2 separate regions of the Homo sapiens genome follow, and region 1 is linked to region 2. A link is an interaction called in ENCODE POLR2A ChIA-PET data of the cell type or tissue named here. Cell type or tissue: B cell. All regions are shown on one strand. Links, peaks and the distances in the headings refer to the core of each region. The heading gives the core; the rest is flanking DNA.

Region 1 (10,870 bases), core at 868-8,867, 75 kb after region 2:
CAAGCAGCTTTACTCCATAGTCTAAATGGCCAGTGAAGCTCCAAAAATCATGTCGTCATTCCAACCAGCAGGAAAAAGAAAAGAGTAAGTTGGGCTCACACATTCTTTATTTTTTTTTTTTTATTTTTTTTATTTTTTTGAGACGGAGTTGTTTTGCTTGTCTCCCAGGCTAGGATGCAATGGCATGATCTCGGCTCACTGCAACCTCCGCCTCCCAGATTCAAGCAATTTTCCTGCCTCAGCCTTCCGAGTAGCTGGGATTACAGGTGCGAGCCACAACACCTGGCTAATTTTTGTATTTTTAGTAGAGATGGGGTTTCTCCATGTTGGCCAGGGTGGTCTCAAACTCCTGACCTCAGGTGATCCACCCGCGTCAGCCTCCCAAAGTTCTGGGATTACAGGCATGAGCCACCATGCCGGGCCTTCACACATTCTTTTTTTTTTTTTTGAAATGGAGTCTCGCTCTGTTGCCCAGGCTGGAGTGCAGTGGCGCGATCTCCGCTCACTGCAAGCTCCGCCTCCTGGGTTCACGCCATTCTCCTGCCTCAGCCTCCCGAGTAGCTGGGACTACAGGCGCCTGCCACCACGCCCAGCTAATTTTTTGTATTTTTAGTAGAGATAGGGTATCACTGTGTTAGCCAGGATGGTCTCGATCTCCTGACCTCGTGATCTGCCCCCCTTGGCCTCCCAAAGTGCTGGGATTACAGGCGTGAGCCACCGCGCCTGGCTGCCTTCACACATTCTTTTAAACAACATGTCCTGGAAATCTCACAGAGCTGCAAGGGATGCTGGAAAGTGTAGCCTTTATTTTAGGAATTGTTATGTTCAGCTAAAACTTGAAAGAGGAAGAAAGAACCTATCAAGGGAGACGTAGCAGTCCTTGCCACAGTCCTCTCATCCATAAGCTCCTTCTTTTTATATAGAGCCCTCCTCTCTAGGAGAGAGAACTCCAAAGTGTCCTCTAGTTACTGCTTTAAGCTCAAAGTTGAGAAACTCTGGGTGATATGGAGTCATCTCCATCTTATCTAGATGTAGTGGCTCATGCTCCAGAAACTCATAAACAAAGTTATTTATCCTGCCTTTTTGGTCATATTCAGTATACTGTATAGTGGTGAAACAGGAATAGAGTAACCTTAATTAAAATTTCAACTGGAGAAGAGGAAAGCAGGAAACATGTAACACTCACTGGTACTGGTCCATAGGAGTTATCAAACCCTGCTGAGCACTAATTGCAGAGAACTCCCTGGCCTGAGAAGGGAGTTCTTTGATTAGCTCACCAGGCAGCCCTTGGTTCTGCTCTCTGAGATGAGCTTTTTCAATTACTATCCTTGTTGTGGACTGGATTGTGTTCTACCCCAAATTCACCACATGTGAATTTGGGGTAGAACCCAATCCCCCAATGGGACTGTTTTTGTTTTGTTTGTTTGTTTGTTGGGAGATAGAGCCTTTTAAAAGGCAGTTAAGGTTAAATGATGTCATAAGGCTGGGGTCCTAATCACATATGGCTAGTGTCCTAAGAAGAAGAGGAAGAGACCCTAGGGACGTACATGCAGAGAGGAACGGCCATGTGAAGACACAACAAGAAGGTGACCATCTGCAAGCCAAGGAGAGAGACCTCAGGATAAACTAAACCTGCTGATATATTGATCTTGCACTTCCAGCCTCCAGAACCATGAAAAAATAAAGAGTTGTTTAGACCTCCAATCTGTGGTATTTTGTTATGGCAACCATAGAAGACTGATGCACTTCCTGGTCCTTAGCTCTGCTCTCTCAGAAGTTCCTCCTTCATCAGCCTCCTCCATGGCCACATCTGAGACTGGCTTTGCTGAGTCATCCCTTTTTCGGGAGATACACTCTTTATTAAATCCACTTCATTTTTGTGCAGGCTTGGGGATTGCTATAGGGCTATAATAGTCACAGATTTTTGCAGGCAATATAATTCTTTCAAATATAATTTTTTAAAATTTATTTTCATTCAATTCTCTGTCCTTGTAAGTACAGCCAAAGATCTTGTCTAGCCACAGTGTTTTCGTTTGTTTGTTTAAAGCCTGAAGACAGATCTTTTTTGTTTTGTTTTGTTTTGTTTGAGACAGAGTCTCTCTCTGTTGCCCTGGCCAGAGTGCAGTGGCACAATCTCGGCTCACTGCAGCCTCCACCTCCCAGGTTCAAGCGGTCCTCTCACCTCAGCCTCCTGAGTAGCTGGGACTATAGGCATGCACCACCACACCTAGCTAGTTTTTATATTTTTAGTAGAGACAAGATTTCACCGTGTTGGTCAGGCTGGTCTCCAACTCTTGGCCTCAAGTGACCCACTTGTTTCAGCCTCCCAAAATGCTGGGATTACAGGTGTGAGCCACTGTGCCCAGCTTTACTCTCAATTTTTAAACTTTTTGAGACAGGGTATTACTCTACGCCCAGACTCATTGCAGCCTCAACCTCCCCAGGCTCAGGTGATTCTCCTGCCTCTGCCTCCTGAGTAGCTGGGACTACAGGCATGTACGCGCCATGCCCAGCTAATGTTTTTACTTCTTTGTAGAGACACGGTTTTGTCATGATGCTCAGGCCGAACTCAAACTCCTGTGCTCAAGCAATCTGCCTGCCTGGGCCTCCCAAAGTGTTTGGATTACAGGCATGAGCCACTGCACCCAGCCTTATCCCTCAATTTAATGGCAACTACCTTGAAAGTTGTTTAAAACACACTTGGATGGGAGAGAAGTACCCTTAATCTACTCTTTGCTAGCAGGTCAATGCTTTTGTATGAGGGGTCACTAGTTTTCTCTCTTACTAAGGTTGCAGGCTTTCAACCACTGCTTATAACTGGTTCAATTTTGAGTGCAAAAGCAGTTGCCCTTTTATTCTTGCAAGGGTCCAAATGGTCAACTTTGATTGTAGACTTGAGAAAAATAGCAATCTTTTAGCAAAGCTGTAGTCCCTTCTATCTCTGTTTCTCCACTGCCTTCTTGCCTGTAAGGCTTTCTGAAAGCATCAGTAGGCAACCAATACCCACAAAAATCATTAATCTTTCCTATCATTTCCCCTAAAGCTACAGCCTCAGTCAGCATGTGGTCCCCTTTTCAAGTTAAAGCAGGGAAATGTTTGCCACAAAATGACCAGCCTGTGATGTTGAGTCTATACCACCTGCCACTCAACTTCTAAGCCTAGTATCATGTTTTTGGTTTTTCTTAGTATTCCACTTCCAAGTTCTTAATCCTGTATCTATTAGGAATCCATTTAGCATGAAACACAGCAACCTAAAACTGACACTTATTTAAACAAGATGGAAGTTTTTCTCTTTCATGTGTACTAAATTGGAAAGAAATAGAGCAGGGCCTGAAAGCAGCTCAGCAGTCCTCGAGGACCCAGTCTTCTATCTTATTGTTCTTCCATCCTCAAAAATATTCCTCAAATTGGCCAGGCGTGGTGGCTCACGCCTGTAATCCCAGCACTTTGGGAAGCCAAGGCGGGCGGATCACGAGGTCAGGAGATTGAGACCATCCTGGCTAACACGGTGAAACTCCCTCTCTACTAAAAATAAAAAAAAATTAGCTGGGCATGGTGGCGGGCGCCTATAGTCCCAGCTACTTGGGAGGTTGAAGCAGGAGAATAGCGTGAACCTGGGAGGCGGAGCTTGCAGTGAGCGGAGATCGTGCCACTGCACTCCAGCCTGGGCGACAGAGCCAGACTCCATCTCAAAAAAAAAAAAAAAAATATATATATATATATATATATATTTTTTTTTTTTTTTTTTTTTTTTTTTTTCCTCAAATCTGCTGAAGCATCTAGCTGGTAAAAAGAAGAAAGTCGGGAAGATTATGTTACCTCCCTTTAAAGACAATTTTCCAGAAGTGTACATGGTAGTACTTTTGTTTACACCTATTGGTTATAACTTAACCCTATGGCACACCTAGCTGAAAGGGATGCTTTCAGCCAATTGTGAGAATACAGCTTAATTGCCAAGCTGTTAGGAAGAAAAGGCAAAAAAAAAAAAAAAAGAAAAGAAAAAGAAAAAGAAAAAATAAGTATGCTCTGTCTCTTTGGGTACACTGCCCAGAAAAAATACTCACCAATTCCAGTTGTGTCCTATTTTTGTGCCAGAAATTTAGTCACTTGGCACCCCTACCTGAAAGAGCAGCTAGAAAATGAAGCCTCTGTACTAGGAAGCCAAATGTCCAACTAAAAATTGAAGGTTTTATTACTAAGGGGGAGGCAAGAACAGATATTTAATCACAAATAGCAGTCTTGGCTCTAGCAGGTGAATCACATTGCACAATATCCATCATACTTTTAACAATTCACTGTGTTAACTATCTTTTGTATCAAAATGTGGCCCAGGCAGGAGCCTACACAGTCAGTTCTTTGTTGTTTCACTCTGACTTGGGTAACTTTTTTTAAAAATAGACTTTTTTTAGAACAGTTTTAGTTCACAGCAAAATTGAGTGGAAAGTACAGAGAGTTCCCGTGTACCTACTGCCCCCACACCTGCACAGCCTCCCTACCTTCTATGGATAACTTTTTATAATCACCATATAGAAGTGAAACCTAGCCTTCTACTTCTTCATAGTCCTTCACTGTCATCAACAGCACAAAATCTAGCTGATATTTTGAGTATGAAGCTACTTCACTGTGACTTAAAGAAACCTTAGAGAATAAACCATATACATACGGAAAACTGGAATGGAATTTTATTTGAGACAGGGTCTCACTCTGTCACCCAGGCTGGAGTGCAGTGGCATAATTATGGCTCACTTCAGCCTCTACCTCTTGGCTCAAATGATCCTCCTGCCTCAGCCTCCTGAGTAGCTGGGTCTATAGACGTGTGTCACCACACGTAGCTAATATATATATATACATTTTTTTTTTTTTTTGGTAGAGACGGGGTCTTACTATGTTGCCTAGGTTGGTCTCAAGCTCCTGGACTCCAACAGTCCTCCCACCTCAGCCTCCCAAAGTGCTGGGATTGTAGAAGTGAGCCTCCACACCTGGCCTGGAATGGACTTCTAAGGAATAAAATATATGGGCCGGGTGCAGTGGCTCACACCTGTAATCCCAGCACTTTGGGAGGCCGAGCTGGGTGGATCACGAGGTCAGGAGATGGAGACCATCCTGGCTAACATGGTGAAACCCTGTATCTACTAAAAATACAAAAAATTAGCTGGGCGTGGTGGCACACACCTGTAATCCCAGCTATTCTGGAGGCTGAGGCAGGAGAACCACTTGAACACAGAAGGCAGAGGTTTCAGTGAGCTGAGATGGCGCCACTGCACTCCAGCCTGGGCAACAGACCAAGACTCCGCCTCAAAAAAAAAAAAAAAAAAGTCTTATGTCTGGCATACTTTCTTAAATTTATATTATTAGCATATTTCTTGAATGCTAACCAGTAAAAGCCAAGCACAGATCAATAGTATATTTGTTGTACCACTGAGGATTTGTGCAGTGTGAATAAGTATATTCTATATGCTAATTTTTCTATTTAGGGAGCAAATAAGTATTAATATGACTTTAATAACTGTATTAATTTGTATTCATGCTGTTAATAAAGACATACCCGAGACTGGGTAATTTATAAAGGAAAGAGGTTTAATTGACTGAAAGTTCAGCATGGCTGAGAAGGCCTCAGGAAACTTACAATTATGGAGAAAGTGGAAGCAAACACGTCCTTCTTCACATGGCACAGGAAGGAGAATGAGAGCCGAGCAAAGGGTGAAGCCCCTTATAAAACCATCAGATCTTGTGAGACAAGCATTGGGGAAACCCCCACCATGATTAAATTACCTCCCACCAGGTCCCTTCCTGACTCATGGGGATTATGGAAACTACAATTCATCATGAGATTTGGGTGGGGACACAGCCAAACCATATCAATAACACAAAGAACAGCACGTAAAATTTGACCAGTTCTGGCTGGGCGTGGTGGCTCACGCCTGTAATCCCAGCACTTTGGGGGGCTGAGGTGGGTGGATCACGAGGTCAGGCATTCAAGAGCAGCCTGGCCAACATAGTGAAACCCCATTTCTACTAAAAACGCAAAAAATTAGCTGGGCGTCTTGACGGGCACCTGTAATCCCAGCTACGCAGGAGGCTGAGGCAGGAGCTTGAACCTGGGAGGTGGCGGTTGCAGTGAGCCGAGATCATGCCACTGCACTCCAGCTCGGGTGAAAGTGCAAGACTCTGTCTCAAAAAAAAAAAAAAAAAAAAAAATTGACCAGTTCTTTGCTAATGCTAAAAAAGAAGATTTAGTGATTCTCAACTGGCTATGATGACATGAGTCAGGAAAGTAACATCTCATGGCCCATGGAAAGGTTATCCTACTCATTACTCCACTCCTCAAATACTCTTCTCTCTGTCCCTTGACACCAGAAATTTGTTTGAAAAGAGATAAAGCCTTCTATTTCACAAAGATGTTGAAGAAAAACATAAGACTATTAGAGAGCACACATGGAGAGCTTAGTGAAAAGGTGTTTACTGCCAAACAGAGAGTTCATTTTAGCTCTTCAGGTAGACTTGGGAATGAGGCTTAGGGGAGAAAAAAAATGAGATAGTCTTTGAAGTCAAAATACAGTAAACTAGATCTGTCCCATATTAAGAAAGCAAGGTCTCTGAGTGATGTCATTGGCTACTCCTTCCTGGGTTCATGAGTTATTCAAGCCCAGAGCTGGTTGAAAGTGGTCTATTGTGAGCATTTAGTGCCCATCTCAGGATTACGGCATCCACCTGCCTTGGCTGGGTACGTGAGGACTCCCTTGAGATTACAGTGCCCAGCTTTCATCTGACATAAATTGGGATTATTTGACTCAGTCAAGTCTGAAAGAGGGTTGGCAGGCCAGGTGTCCAGGTCTATTAGGTGAAAGTTTATCACAAGTACAAGACAAAGGCAACTGAAGCTGAGAGTGGCAGAACAAAGCGAAAGTTTCAGTCAAGGTATAAATAACTGATCATAGATCCTGCCGTATTTCTTTTTCTTCTTCTTTTTTTTTTTTTGAGATGGAGTCTTGCTCTGTCGCCCAGGCTGGAGTGCAAGCGGCGCAATCTCAGCTCACTGCAACCTCCGCCCACCAGGTTCAAGCGATTCTCCTACCTAAGCCTCCCGAGTAGCTGGGACTACAGGCGCCCACCACCACGCCCAGCAATTTATTTTTTTTATTTTTATTTATTTATTTATTTTTTTAGTTTTAGTAGAGATGGGGTTTCGCCATGTTGGCCAGGCTGGTCTCGAATGCCTGACCTCGTGATCCACCCGCCTGGGCCTCTCAAAGTGCTGGGATCACAGGTGTGAGCCACCTCGCCTGGCCAGATCCTGCTATGTTTTGTTTGGAAGATAAGAAAGGAAAACAAGAATTTAATAACATTTCTATAATTCAAGCTGTAAGTGAGCCAACAGCAATTGTAGAAGATTACTTGGCAGTGACTAAGCATCCAAGCAGAAACCAGATGCATATCACAGCATGAGGCATTCAGATAGAGATATCTATAGGTGGTCACCTTGCTTCAATTCTACCAGGAGTCTTTCCTTTACACCCTCAGGTGTTTAAGAATCCACTTTTAAATTATAAAAATAAAATTACTAGACATTAGCTAACTGAGAAGGACTTGGAAAATAAAGAAGCTGGAAAGTAGGGAAACATGAAAGGGATGAAAGCATTAGAAAGGGAAGAACATAAGCTTCACCTATTTCACGATCCAATCTGCAACTCTCCTGGTAGTTAAGTTGTGAGGTTTTTTTGTTTTTGTTTTTTGAAACGGAGTCTTGCTCTTGTCGCCCAGGCTGTAGTGCAATGGCATGATCTTGGCTCACTGCAACCTCCACCTCCCAGTTTCAAGTGATTCTCTTGCCCCAGCCTCCCGAGTAGCCGGGATTACAGGCATCTGCCACCACTACCACTAATTTTTGTATTTTTAGTAGAGATGGGGTTTCACAATATTGGCCAGACTGTTCTTGAACTCCTGACCTCAGGTGATCAGCTTCCCAAAGCATAGGAATTACAGGTGTGAGTCAATGCACTCAGCCAAGTTGCAGTATTGACACATGCATGAGTATGTTCATTGCAGCACTATTCAAAATAGCCAAGACATAGAATGAACCTAGATGCTCATCAATGGTGGACTGGATAAAGGAAATGTGTATATATACACCATGGAATACTACACAGCCATAAAAAAGAAGAAAATCATGTCCTTTGCAGCAACATGGATGGAGCTAGAGGCCATTATCCTGAGCAAATTAACTCAGGAACAGAAAACCAAATACTGTGTGTTCTCATGTATTAGTAGAAGCTACACATTGAGTACACATGGACACAAAGAAGGGAACAACAGACACCAGGACCTACCTGAGGGCGGAGGGTGGGAGGAGGGTGAGGACTGAAAAACTGCCTATCAGTTATTATGCTGATTACCTGAGTGACAAAATCATCTGTACACCAAACCCCTGTGACACACAATTTACCTATGTAACAAACCTGTACATGCACCCCTTGAACTTAAAATAAACGTTGGAAAGAAAAAAAAAGTTACAGTCTCGAATTACTAAATTTACTTTGCTGTAAAATCACACAAAGCATTGTTTTTATGTTGGTCAAGTATCAGGTAGTATTCCTAAGTTAATGCTAAAGTAATGTCTTTAGTCGCAGAAGAAAAAGGATTTTTCTGACCCAACCCAAGAAGGCCCCTTTTTTCCCAAAGGGAACTGCTAGTCTGGTTAGGCACTTGTAACCCAACTTCACCTCAATTTGTGAAGAACTTATTAAACTAAATTCTCATATTACTGAGCAAAATTTTCCCAAATCAGAATTCTTTAGTTCCTTAAATCTTTAATTTTAAAGATTTTTAGAGGTTTTTCTGAAACCAAAATTCTAAAAAAATTACAAATTTCCTCATAATTATGCTTCTTTCAGGGAGCCAGATCTTTACATACAGACTTCTCCTGAGTAACAAAATTTGCAATTCCAAATACCAAACTGAAGTTTTTCTTCTACTCTTTCCAAAAGGAGGTAAGTAACCCATTTGGGATTATACTGGTCCCAATTTTGCACAAAAGATTCTGCCTGGGCGGGGAAAAAGTTCTAGGGGTTTTGAAAGATGTAAATTGCCACTTGTACCAAAGGGATGCTTATTGTTGGACCAGAATCGTTTCTTCAGGCCTAATTTACATCTAAATGTGGAGCAAGAGAGTGACACAGAAGGAAAACTCCACCTTTTCGTCCACTGGAGAAATGAAGGTAAGAGGGAAAAAATTCAAAAATTGTTTTCCACTTGTCATTTACTAAGTTGGAAACTGGGGGGGTTTTGTGAGAACATTGCAACTTCTCATTTTTCTCTCATGGTTTTTCACGCTTACTTGGTTCCTGGTGGTGGTGATTAACAACAGAACTCTTAAAGAGAGAGAGAAAAAAAAACCTCCTGTCATGGGTTTGTCTTTAGAGCCTGAAAGAAAAGTGAAGGATGGGGATGCAGGGGAGGAAAGATAATGTTTTTCCTCAACCCTCCTAAGCTCTTCCTTGGAATAGACTTCTGTAACAAAAGACGCATTAACACAAGAAAAACAGTTTATTAAGGCATGCAGCGCACATCTCAAGGGAGAAACGTCAGTGAAAAGTAACTCAAAATGGTGGCTTAGAACTCCACTTACAAGGCATCTTCAACAAAGAAAAACAAACGTGTAGAGAAATGACAGGACAAAGAAAAGTGGTTTTAGGTTTCCAAGCATGGGAAATTATGGGAAGGTAAATACATGGGAGTCAAGTTTGTTTGCAGACTCTCCTGGGGCCTCTCAGGGCTGACAGGAATGTAGAGCTGTCTCCAGTAAGGGAGAATCTATATCCTGTCTTCAGGAAGAAAAGCTAGAGGATAAGAGTTTTTTCCCCGTTTGCTGCTTCTCAATTGCCTTCAGCTCAAAAATAATTTTTATGTCAAAGAAGCGTATTTGGGGGTGACATAGTCTGGTTTCCTAAAGAGGGACTGTGTGGTCAGACGAGAAGAGAACCACTAGGAGTTGTGTACACAGCAGCAGCACCTAAAGGCGAGAAAGAAGGCCACAGCCCACACAACCAGGAGGGAAGGAGAACGCAGCCAGCATTGAGACAGGGCCCTTGGCTGAGCAGTCCGCAGGCCCATGTGTGAGTTCTCAATTAGCTGTCATAACATTCTGAATTTATTATCTATGGTCATTAGTCTCATATTTATCTCCCCAAGCATGCCTAAGCATTCATGCAGCTGTTGCAGATGGGGGAACCCTGGTCAGTGATTGGCCTCCTCATGCAAACTGGGCCAGTGAATCTCCGTGGAGGCCACGCTTTCCTGACCCAACAGTCAGCTCCCAGGAAGAAGTCCTCCCTCATTTTCAAGGCCTCATTCTTAGCTGTATCTGGGTGAGTGCTTAGCTGCCTCCACTATCAGGTCTCTTTTATCATTTCCCGCTCGCAGTAGCTTCCTGGGGATGGGAGAGAGGGTTAGGAAAAGGAAACAAGAATGATACAATCAGCCCACTTTTCTAGCACTTTGTACATGCAACTTTTGACATTTTTTACAGGCGTTTTACAGACATTTTTCTTTTATACATATAAAAGCATACCATATAAGTGACATTTGTTGTATAATTGGTCATGTGTTTTGTAGAGATTTTTTAATGTTCCTGAAATATGATAATGGCAAAGCCTGTAAAGTTTGATATGAGTTTATTGGCACTCATTAGATCACAAGACTCTTCAATTTCTGGCTAACTGCAGGCTAGGAAAAATATTTGTTTTTAGTTTGTGTGTTTTTGTCCTTACTCTCTTATTTTATTTTTTATTTCGTTTTATTATTTTTTTGAGATGGAGTCTCGCTCTGTAACCCAGGCTGGAGTGCAGTGGCGCGATCTCGGCTTACTGCAAGC
Region 2 (10,870 bases), core at 1,320-9,319:
ACTGTCTGACAGCCACTACATTTTGATACATTTCTATGACCTGTAGTTCCCTGATTTTTGTATTCACCATAGTTGGCTTTCAGAATATCCCTCTAAGTAAAGACAAGTAACTCAAAGAAGGCCTCCCATTGAATTCAGAAGGGCTTCTATAGGGGAAAAACATCGCCATTTTAGGCTGGGCGCAGTGGCTCATGCCTGTAATCTCAGCACTTTGGGAGGCCAAGGCAGGTGGATTACTTGAGGTCAGGAGTTCAAGACCAGCCTGGCCAACATGGCGAAATCCCATCTCTACAAAAATACAAGAATTACCTGGGCATGGTGGCATACACCTATAATGCCAGCTACTCGAGAGACTGCAACATGAGAATCACTTGAACCTGGGAGGCAGAGGTTGCAGTGAGCCAAGATCATACCACTGCACTCAAGTCTGAGTGACGGATTGAGATTGTGTCTCAAAAAAAAAAAAAATTGTCATTTTAACAAAACAATAGAATTACAAAATCCAGCACAATCAACTTCACCAAGCAAAGAAACAAAAGTAGGTATGTAACATTTCAGCTTTTCCCCAAAATAGTTTATAACAAAGAAATGAATCAGTACAATTCCCTCAAGAACACCCAAATAGAAATTCTTTTTGAAAGTCTTTTCCGAGAAAAATGGAAGTAAATATTAACCTCACATGAAGCAATCTGCAATCTTTGTTGCCAAATACTGATAATTATTGGTGTTCTTCATGGAAAAAAGCAGTCTGGGTAAACAATGTTAGATATGGAGCTACATTAACTCTATTTTAGGCTGACCATATTTACTCACATTATTTTCCCCTCTCCTTAACCTTTCCCTCAATCTTCTGAGGGAAAGAAAAGATGCTTTTTACTGCCTAATTTTCCTCTGACAAATTATTATGGCATTGAAACTTTGAAAAAGAAAGAACTAGAACTACAGCCTCAATGGGAGATTATTGCCACATTATGCTTTCTATAATCATGTTATTTGTTTTATTTAGGGTTTTATTGTTTTGTTGTTTGAAGGGAAAAAAATCAGAACTTTACCTGCTTTTATCACATTAATATATGTGATATGGTTTGGCTGTGTCCCCACCAAAATCTCATCTTTAATTGTGGTTCCCATAATCCCCACGTGTCGTGGGAGGGACCAAGTGGAGATAATTGAACCACTGGGGCAGTTTCCCCCATTCTGTTCTCATGATAGTGAGTTAGTTCTCATGAGATCTGATGGTTTATAAAGGGCTTCCCCCTTCACTGGGCATTCATTCTTCTCCTTCCTGCCACCATGTGAAGAAGAATGTGTTTGCTTCCCTTTCTGTCATGATTGTAAGTTTCCTGAGGCCTCCCCAGCCATGCTGGACTGTGAGTCAATTAAACTTCTTTCCTTTATAAATTACCCAGTCTTGGGTATGTCTTTATTAGCAGTGTGAGAACGTACTAATACAATGTGAACTTAATTAGCTTAATCATTATTATTAATCAATATTTAATTATTGGTATTAATAATTGTTAATATTTTATTATTAATAACAAAATAATTAACATTAATGTTATTAATGTGACTCTATTAATAATTAATATAATCTTAATAAAGGATTCACATTAATAATATTGGTCTATTTTTTAAGAGATAACATGTAACAAAAATTCTATTAATGTTCCTGACACAATTTAAACATCCGACAGACAGATATTTGCTGTGAAACATTTGCTTAACTAGTTGAGTAGGGCAGGGGAAAGACCAGACTGACACCAATCCTCTTGTTCCCACTTGGAAGAATACATTTGATTTCTTTTTGAATAAATGAAAATTAAATCTTAACCATCCTAGCTCTCTAACTAAGCCTGAAAGCTACTGAGAGAGATAGATATCCTTAATGCCTCCACCCAGGTATAATCCTATTACATTTAAATGTTTATGTTTCCTTTGAAATCCTAATTAGCTAAAGATTGCTTGTGCTGATAGCTGTGTAACCAGCCTGCCTTAGAGAAAATATTATTCCAATGTTACTTGTACCCTGTTCTAGGAACAATATAATTACATAGCACCTACCTCTTTGTTAGTAGTAAATTATTTGAATGTGGATGTGGGACTTATAAACAGGATGTCATGGCAACATATATACTCTTATTTCCAAGTTTCCAGCCAAATGTCACAAATCCTATTGCTATGGTTTGAATGTCCCCTCCAAAATTAATGCTGAAATTTAATTGCTGATGTGACAGTATTGAGAGGTAGGGGCTTTAAAAGAAGTGATTAGATCATGGGGGCTCCACCCTCATAAGTGAATTGATGTCATTATTAAAGGAGTGGGTTAGTTATCTCAGGAGTGACTTTGTTATAAAAGGAAACTCTATTGCATGTGCTCTCTTGCCCTTCCCGTCATTTGGCCATAGTGTGTCACAGCAAGTAGGACCTCACCAGATGGCCAAACAGATGCCAGCACCATGCCCTTGAACTTCCCAGCCTCAAGAACCATAAGCCAAATAAATCTCTTTTCTTTATAAATTACCCAGTCTGTGGTATTCTATTATAGCAGTAGAAAACAGACTAAGACATCTATGTATCAGGACGTAAACTCCACGAAGATTTTGTTCACCAATGTATTTCCAGGACCTAGTTCAGGCCCTGACAAAAAGTACACACTCAGAAAATTTTGATGACTGAATGGGTAAATGAATTTATAACAGATAGGAATCAACAAACTCCAGTATACTACAGTATACAAGTAATAACTCACTTCTTTATATTCTATTCTTCATTTTAATTAACTCTCAACCCCAATCCTGATGGACTAAAAATTCAGCCTCGATTTTATTTGTTGTTTTCATTCAGCCCAGAGTTTAGTTTTGTTTTTTTGGTTTTTCGGTTTTTTGGTTTTTTTTTTTTTTTTTGAGATGAAGTCTTGCTCTGTTGCCCAAGCTGGAGTGCAATGGCACAATCTCGGCCCACTGCAAACTTTGCCTCCCAGGTTCAAGCAATTCTCCTGCCTCAGCCTCCTGAGTAGCTAGGATTGCAGGCACATGCCATCACACTGGCTAATTTTTGTATTTTTTTTAGTACAGATGGAGTTTCACCATGTTGGCCACACTGGTCTTGAACTCCTGACTTCAAGTGATCCGACTGCCTCAGCCTCCAAAAGTGCTGAGATTACAGGCATGAGCCATTGCAACCAGCCTCAGCCCAAAGTTCTGAAGCCCTACAGTGCCAAAATGCAGAAGAGGTGGAGTGGGACTGTAGTAGTTGAGGGCTGGGCCAGCCCTCAATAATCAATCATTTTTCTACACAGGGTATAGCTCAGATGTGCACTACTACTGTCAACATGGTCACACAGGCAATCAATGACCAATCCAGCCCTGTGGTCTCCCTCCCTGGAGACAGACCATGCATCCATTCCCTCTAGAATCTTGCTGTTTCTCAGGAGGCTGCTAGGAAGGCTGGGACACCCCACTACACCCAGAGCCCCAAGACTTCACTAGTGGCTTGTAGGAGGCCCTTAACTGATCCTCAAACTATTTTCCCTAGTCCACTTTTCTCTGTGGTGCCTGGCTGCACTTTCTATATCTTTCATTTTTTTCCTTGGACATAGCTAAAGAGGGCAATAGAGAACATGGTCTCATTGGCAGAAGGGCACCTTTCTCAGCCTATGGAAATCTGGGGCCCCAAAAGTCGTTTATAGCCTAAACGGTCCCAGTCTCTTGTAATACAAGCTCATGGCATTTTCGACGATAAATCTCTCTCCAAAATATGTGTCCATTTTTTATGACTTCAGTCACACCAACAATTCTTTTTGAAACATGACTTTCTTTCTAGATGTAATTACAGGTCCTTTAAGTTTATCAGGTTTCCACAGGACCTTGCCCTTAGTCACTTTTCTAGAAGCCATTTTGTTCAGCTGCATGGGTTAGTATGGTCCAGCTTAATGCAATCCAAGGTCTTAACAGAACATCTCATAGCTACATCATTGATTTGGTCTTTGTCCTAAGGCTGAATTGGCCTTCCTAGATGAAATTATTCCTCCTTTTATCATTTACTAGTTGGAAAGAAAGAAAAAGTGGTATCTTTTGACACAGTCCTAAAATGCCTGAATTCTCTCTTACTTTTTAGTGCTGCTTGCAAGTAGGCTATTTTTTTTTTCTGAGTTCATTTCTTTCTTTTATAACCTTATGAATGCAGCTAATATCAGCCAATCCATGCTATTGATATTCTGCTTTGGAATCTCTTTCCCAAAATCCACATATTTATTATAGAAAAGATCAGGTCTTTTAGAAAAGGTAAAGGTCTTTAATATGCAAAGCAGCAGTTATGAACTAATGACATATTAGAGACCTTTTCCATAAACAAAAATGTTGCAGATATGTTAAATTAAAAATAATAAGCAACCTTTAAAACAGCATTTAGCATACGTTACAGTGTATATAGGGGGAAAAGGTATGTGCATATGTGTGTGTTGTCAACCTAAGTAACAGAAAAGAGAGATGATCTTCAAACATAATGAGTTTAATGGGGAGTGCAGAGTGGATCTGCAAATCCAAGATATGCAGGCTAAGGAGACTACAGTTGTATCCAAGGAGGTTGAGGCAAGGAGATGCTTTTAAAGGCAAAAGAGAAAAGTACACATAATTTGGTTTGAAACAGAGAACATTGTTTACAGAGGCTTATCACAGAAGATGACACTAATTTTTTAATAGAGACAGTGTGTCAGGCAAGTATTCTTATGGATCTTTCCAGCTGTCCTTGTGACTCACCTAGCAAGCTACAGTTTGGAATCCTTGGCAAAGACTCTTGCTATAGGCACACGTGTAAGAGCCCTTTAGAGAGTCTTTGTAATAGTTCTTATCATAGGCATATGTGAGTGAGGGCCCTTCATTCTTAACTTCCCAGCTTTATTTTGTTGTTGTTGATTTGGTCTGACACAAGAGACTCCATTTTGATTCTGGAAACTCTCACTATATATACATAATTTAATACATAAGGTATCTCTAGAAAAATATGCAAGAAACCGAGTGCTATATTTGCCCCTGGAGAGGGAACAGGGGAACTAGAAGATGGGGGTGAAAGGGAATTATTCTTTTCAATAAATAAATACATATATATAAAAAATTATGTATATACTCCTTTATATCTTTTAATTCCAAACTACGTACATATATTATATATTCAAAAAAACTTTTTTTTCTTTGAGACAGAGTCTCGCTCTGTCGCCCAGGCTGGAGTGCAGTGGTGCAATCTTGGCTCACTGCAGCCTCCACCTCCTGGGTTCCAGCGATTCTCCTGCTTCAGCCTCCCGAGTAGCCAGGATTACAGGCACGCCCCACCACACCCAGCTAATTTTTATATTTTTAGTAGAGACAGGGTTTCAACATGTTGGCCAGGATGATCTCAAACTCCTGACCTCAGGTGGTCCACCCACCTCAGCCTACCAAAGTGCTGGGATTACAGGCGTGAGCCGCCGTGCCCAGCCAAAAATAATTTCTTAAAAGTTGAAATATGTACACAATAATGAAAAGTGAAACTTTCTCCTGGGCTCTACACAAAAATCATAGGAGTTGGCACCACAAGTTAATACACTGTAAAATATGTGTAAACTTTAGGATATAGCACATTTATATTTCTGTGCTCGTTTTTCTCAGTAGTTTGTATTTTTGGTTTTAGTGCTTTTTACATTGTTAATTTTTTTTTTTTTTTTTGAGAGACAGAGTCTCACTCTATTACCCAGTCCAGAGTGCAGTGGTATAATCATGGCTCACTATGGCCTTGACAGCCCAGGCTCAAGTGATCTTCCCACCCCAGCATCCCAAGTAGCTGGGACCATAAGCATGCACCACCACACCCAGCTAATTTTTTAATTTTTTTGTAGAGATAGGGTCTTGCTTTGTTGTCCAGGTTGGTATCAAACTCCTGGCCTCAAGCAATCCTCCCACCCCAGTCTCCCAAATATAGTGGCTCATTATAGGCATGAGCCACTGTGTCCAGTCATTTTTGGACACATTTAAAAAACAATGTATCCATTGTTTTTTAAGAATGAAATTCAAATTAAATATTTGCAATGAAGCACCTCCACAGAAGGGTTTTTTGGAACCCAGTTTAAAAACCATTGCAGCTTTACACCAAGAATAAGAAGGCAATTACAGGCTTCTTAGAGACTAGACTGGATTTTAGAAAGATGCATTCAGGGCCAGGCACAGTGGCTCATGCCTGTAATCTCAGCACTTTGGGAGGCTGAGGTGAATGGATCACTTGAGGTCAGGAGTTCAAGACCAGCCTGGCCAACTTGGTGAAACCCCGTCTCTACTAAAAATGCAAAAATTAGATGGGCACAGGGGTACGCGCCTCTAGTCCCAGCTACTCAGTAGGTTGAGACAGGAGAATTGCTTGAACCCTGGAGGTGGAGGTTGCAGTGAGCCGAGATCATGCCACTGACTCCAGCCTGGGTGACAGAGCAAGATTCCATCTTAAAAAAAAAAAAAAAAAAAAAAAAAAGGAAGGAAGAAAGAAAGAAAGCAAGATGCATTCAGATGGTCACAGACTGGGTTCATTGAAAAGCAAACTCTAAGAGATTGAGTACAGAATGTTGCTTAGGGAGTACTCTCAAGAACAAAACCTGTGGGGACATGAAGAAAGTATCACTGGGAAAAAAAAAGAAAGTATAATTGGGCAGAGACAGAAGTTAAACTGTGAGTCACAACAAAGGCCTAGGTTCATCTTAAAGGGAGCTTTGGAGATAGGATGACACTTTAGAGTTGCTCCAAAGTGGAGCAAGAGGACTGGGCCTTTATGCTCCCAAAACAACCAGACACTTGGATGTTAGCTACTCTTCGGGAGGGGCAGTTCTTCAACCAAGGCCAAGAACTGGAGAAGAATTCAGCTGAGGTCTATTGACTGACAACACTCCCAGCAGAAGGGGTAAAAAAGGCTTCAGTCCTGGAGTGGGGAGATCAAGGTGGGGTAGTACAACATCCATTATAGTCCACCCCTGAGTCTCTTGGATCCACCTGCTTCATTCAAGTTCCAAGAGCAGGTCCTTAAAATTTCACAGGGCCTCCATCCCCACCATGCAGCTGATCTCAAGAGCACAAATGATACTTATCATCATTCTACCTTATAGGTCTCTTAGATTCCCTTTCTCTCTCCTGACCTAGGTGGCTTACCTAGTGTATTAGTCCATTTTCACACTGCTGATAAAGACATACCCAAGACAGGGCAATTTACAAAAGAAAGAGGTTTAACTGGACTTACAGTTCCACATGGCTGGGGCAGCCCCACAATCACAGCAGAAGGCAAGGAGGAACAAGTCACATCTTACATGGATGGCAGCAGGCAAAGAGAGAATGAGGAAGATGCAGGTCGGGGGCGGTGGCTCATGCCTGTAATCCCAGCACTTTGGGAGGCCGAGGCAGGTGGATCACGAGGTCAAGAGATCGAGACCATCCTGGCCAACATGGTGAAACCCCATCTCTACTAAAAATACAAAATATTACCCGGGTGTGGTGGTGGGTGCCTGTAGTCCCAGCTACTGGGGAGGCTGAGGCAGGAGAATCACTTGAACCTGGGAGGCGGAGTTGCAGTGAGCCAAGATTGTGCCACTGCACTCCAGCATGGCAACAGAGTGAGACTCCATCTCAAAGAGAAAATGAGGAAGATGCAAAAGCAGAAACCCCTGATAAAACCATCAGATCAGCCGGGCATGGTGGCTCATGCCTGTAATTCCAGCACTTTGGGAGGCTGAGGTGGGTGGATCACAAGGTCAGGAGTTCGAGACAAGCCTGACCAACATGGTGAAACCCTGTCTCTACTAAAAATACAAAAATTAGTGGGGTGTGGTGGTGAGTGCCTGTAATCCCAGCTGCCTGGGAGACTGAGGCAGGAGAATTGCTTGAACCCGGGAGACAGAGATTGCAGTGAGCTGAGATCACGCCACTGCACTGTAGCCTGAGCAACAGGGTGAGACCCTGTCTCAAAAAAAAAAAAAAAAAAAAAAAAATTCAGATCTCATGAGATTTATTCACTACCATAAGAACAGTATGGGGGAAACCACCCCCATGATTCAATTATCTCCCACCGAGTCCCTCCTGCAACACATGGGAATTATGGGAGTACAATTCAAGATGAGATTTGGGTGGGGACAGAGAGCCAAACCTTATCACCTAGGTGGAGTGACCCAGACACTCATCTCTGAGAGGATCTAAGACCCTGGTCATCATCCCCATCTCAGGACCTGCATGCCTGTTGTATCAAGAAACCAAGTGGATTGTGTGGGTGCCAAACATATTATTTCCTAATGGTCAGAGTTGATTACTTCTTCCAGGAGGGTGAATCTCCTATTTGACTGCTGGTATGTTGGCACAATAAGTCCAAAGTAACTGGATGGCAGCCATAGCTTGAGGTTTAATGCAACACTTTCTGTATCCTCTGGTGAAAGTGCTCACTCTTTGGGATCAGGATCTCTAGGAAACACAATTTCCCCAGTGAGTTACTGGGGAGTAACGGTTGGTGGAGCCACTCTTGCCTCCATCCATTAGTTCCCATTATATTCTGTTGCAAAGACTTCTCAAGTTCAGATATTTTAAAGGCCTTACCAGACTCAAGGCTTTTATTTAAAGGCAAGTGATGCACTGCATCAAGAGATGGAGAGTACAGGCAAGCATTGGAATCTGAGAGACAGCTCCGACACAGCTCCCCAGGGTCCTGATTTGCACACGATGCAGTCAGAATCTAGGTCAAACCACCAAGATCTGTGCAAGGAATCTTAGCTTTGGGGGAATTCAATAAGGAAGTTCCCAGTGGAGTTTTTATGTACCCTTAGCCAGGGCTATCAAACCAGTTAGGCCAGTTTAAGGCCGTCAGTATAGAAATTGGCCCTGGCAGTTAGGAAGGGAGTTTCAGACTTCAAACAGCACATCATAAATTCCACTTTTCTTATCTTGTCTGACAGTCAGAAACCAGACATCAAGGCATTCACAGAGACAAAGACAGTGCTGTTCTAGTCCAGTTGTAAATTAACTCTCTCTATCAGACTTTATTTATTGAAGATACCATCCCATACAGCTCTGGTTGACTTCAGATGTATACTAATTCCGGGAAATGGTGCCCCATCCTCTCAGGGTGTTCTCTCCAAGTTGGTACCTTAACAGGTTTCATCAGAGCTGTTTACACCAATGCTGTTTCATCACTCTATCAGACCAGCAGGCTCTGGGTGGAATGGTAGGTGAGAGGACCAGTGGATCTTAAGTCATGTGTGAACTGCTGCATTTCCTATCCTGTTAAGTGGGTTCCTTAGTCCAGTGAGATGTCATCCAGATCCCATGTCAAGTAGATCAAATACTTTATAAGCCCTCAACAAGTGATGCTGGATGAGGCCCTACAGGCAAGAAAGTTAAACTCATACTCAGAATACATCAATTCCAGCCAAGATAAATTTAGCTGCCATAGCAGAATAACATAGACTGGGTGACTTATAAACAGCAGAAATTTATTTCTCACAGTTCCGGAGGTGGGAAGTTCAAGATCAAGATTCTGTGTCTAGATATTGACATGTCAAGGTATGTTGGCTCATGCCTGTAATCCTAGCTCTTTGGGAGCCTGAGGTGGGCAGATTGCTTGAGCCCAGGAGTTCAAGACCCGCCTGGGCAACACAGGGAGACTCTGTTTCTACCAAAAAAAAAAAAAAAAAAAAAAAAAATTAGCTAGTTATATGGAACCTTCCTGTAGTCTTAGCTACTTGAGAGGCCAAGGTGGGAGGATTGTTTAAGCCCAGGAGATCAAGGCTGCAGTGAGCTAGCATCTCACCACTGCACTCCAACCTAGAGTACAGTGCAAGGCAAGACCCTATCTCAGAAAATAAAAGATTAAATATCTAGTGAGAGCCTGCTTTTTGGCTCATAGATAGCCTGTTACTTGCCACATCCTCACATGGCAGAAGGAGCAAACAAGCTCTCTTCTATAAGAACACTAATCCCATTCATGAGGACTGCACCCTTATGACCTAATCACCTCCCAAGGGCCCTACCTCCTAATACCTTCACCTAGGGAGTTAGGATTTCAACATAGGAATAAACATTCCATTCATTACAGGATCCAAATAGTTAACATGCCACCAAGTGGATGATTGGTCTCCTTGAGGGATGGTGCTATATTGGGGTTCAGGATTTGTCTCCATAGCTTTCGACAGCAACAAAATCTAGATCAGCTTGGGTAAGTGCAACCCATTTTGTTGGACCCACGTATAGACTTCATCCCTGCCACCATGACTACTCTGTTCATGTACCAGTGAACCAGCACGGGAATGGCTGATGACAGAGACTTCCTGACATCACCTGGCTGGATCATTGCCTACTTGCTTACTTAGAAAGATCACTGTTTGCTTACCTGAAGAGGGAGAATTAGTCTTTACAAGGGAAAAGTGGACTATTTCTGTAGAAGAATTTCAGGATTCAAGATTCTCCAGTGCATCAACCCAGATGTCTCCCTTCCCTGTGTCAGGGTTACATTTCTTCCCAATCAGGGCTCCCAATTAGTGCAGAGAAAACTTTCCATGGTTGAGAATCTACCATTTCTGGAGCTCTACCATACATATCCTGCAGGAGATGAGAGTCTTTTTTATGCTGCCAAGGAGACCCTCTGGCTTTCACACTTAGCCTTTAATTAATTGATAATTAATGACCCTTTCATTATCTTTCTGCAGAACTGAATAGCCCTCAGCAATAGCCATCCAATTTTATAGTCCTTATATTTAGTATTTCCTCTTTCTCAAATGACAGATACATTGCACCTACAAGTGCATTCCTTCCATTGGTAGACTATCCAAGTTCACTGCTAGTGAAAGTTCAAAAAATTGCATTGCTACTGCATGCCATGGACT

What was found. Peaks named below come from ENCODE experiments on the same cell type or tissue, not always from the same donor. Only the 100,000 strongest peaks of a DNase experiment are listed, where the experiment ranks them.
Region 1: POLR2A ChIA-PET joins it to region 2 with 10 read pairs; 3 of 35 experiments call an interaction of 5 or more read pairs at or near these places.

Annotation. Positions count from the first base shown.
Region 1 is chr12:14,274,314-14,285,183 of GRCh38, forward strand. LOC124902883 (a long non-coding RNA gene) reads right to left here. Exons shown (of 2, transcript XR_007063217.1): 2 at 10,125-10,426. Among named protein-coding and RNA genes, the nearest start is that of ATF7IP, 86 kb to the right of the region's middle. RefSeq lists enhancers at 6,599-6,708, 9,636-9,845, 9,876-9,975. In B cell, for the core only: no CTCF peak of the experiment used is centred there; DNase peaks (open chromatin) are centred at 4,478, 5,732 and 6,838; H3K4me3 peaks cover 2,853 bases; H3K27ac peaks cover 5,579 bases.
Region 2 is chr12:14,199,267-14,210,136 of GRCh38, forward strand. No RefSeq gene overlaps it. Among named protein-coding and RNA genes, the nearest start is that of ATF7IP, 160 kb to the right of the region's middle. In B cell, for the core only: no CTCF peak of the experiment used is centred there; no DNase peak of the experiment used is centred there.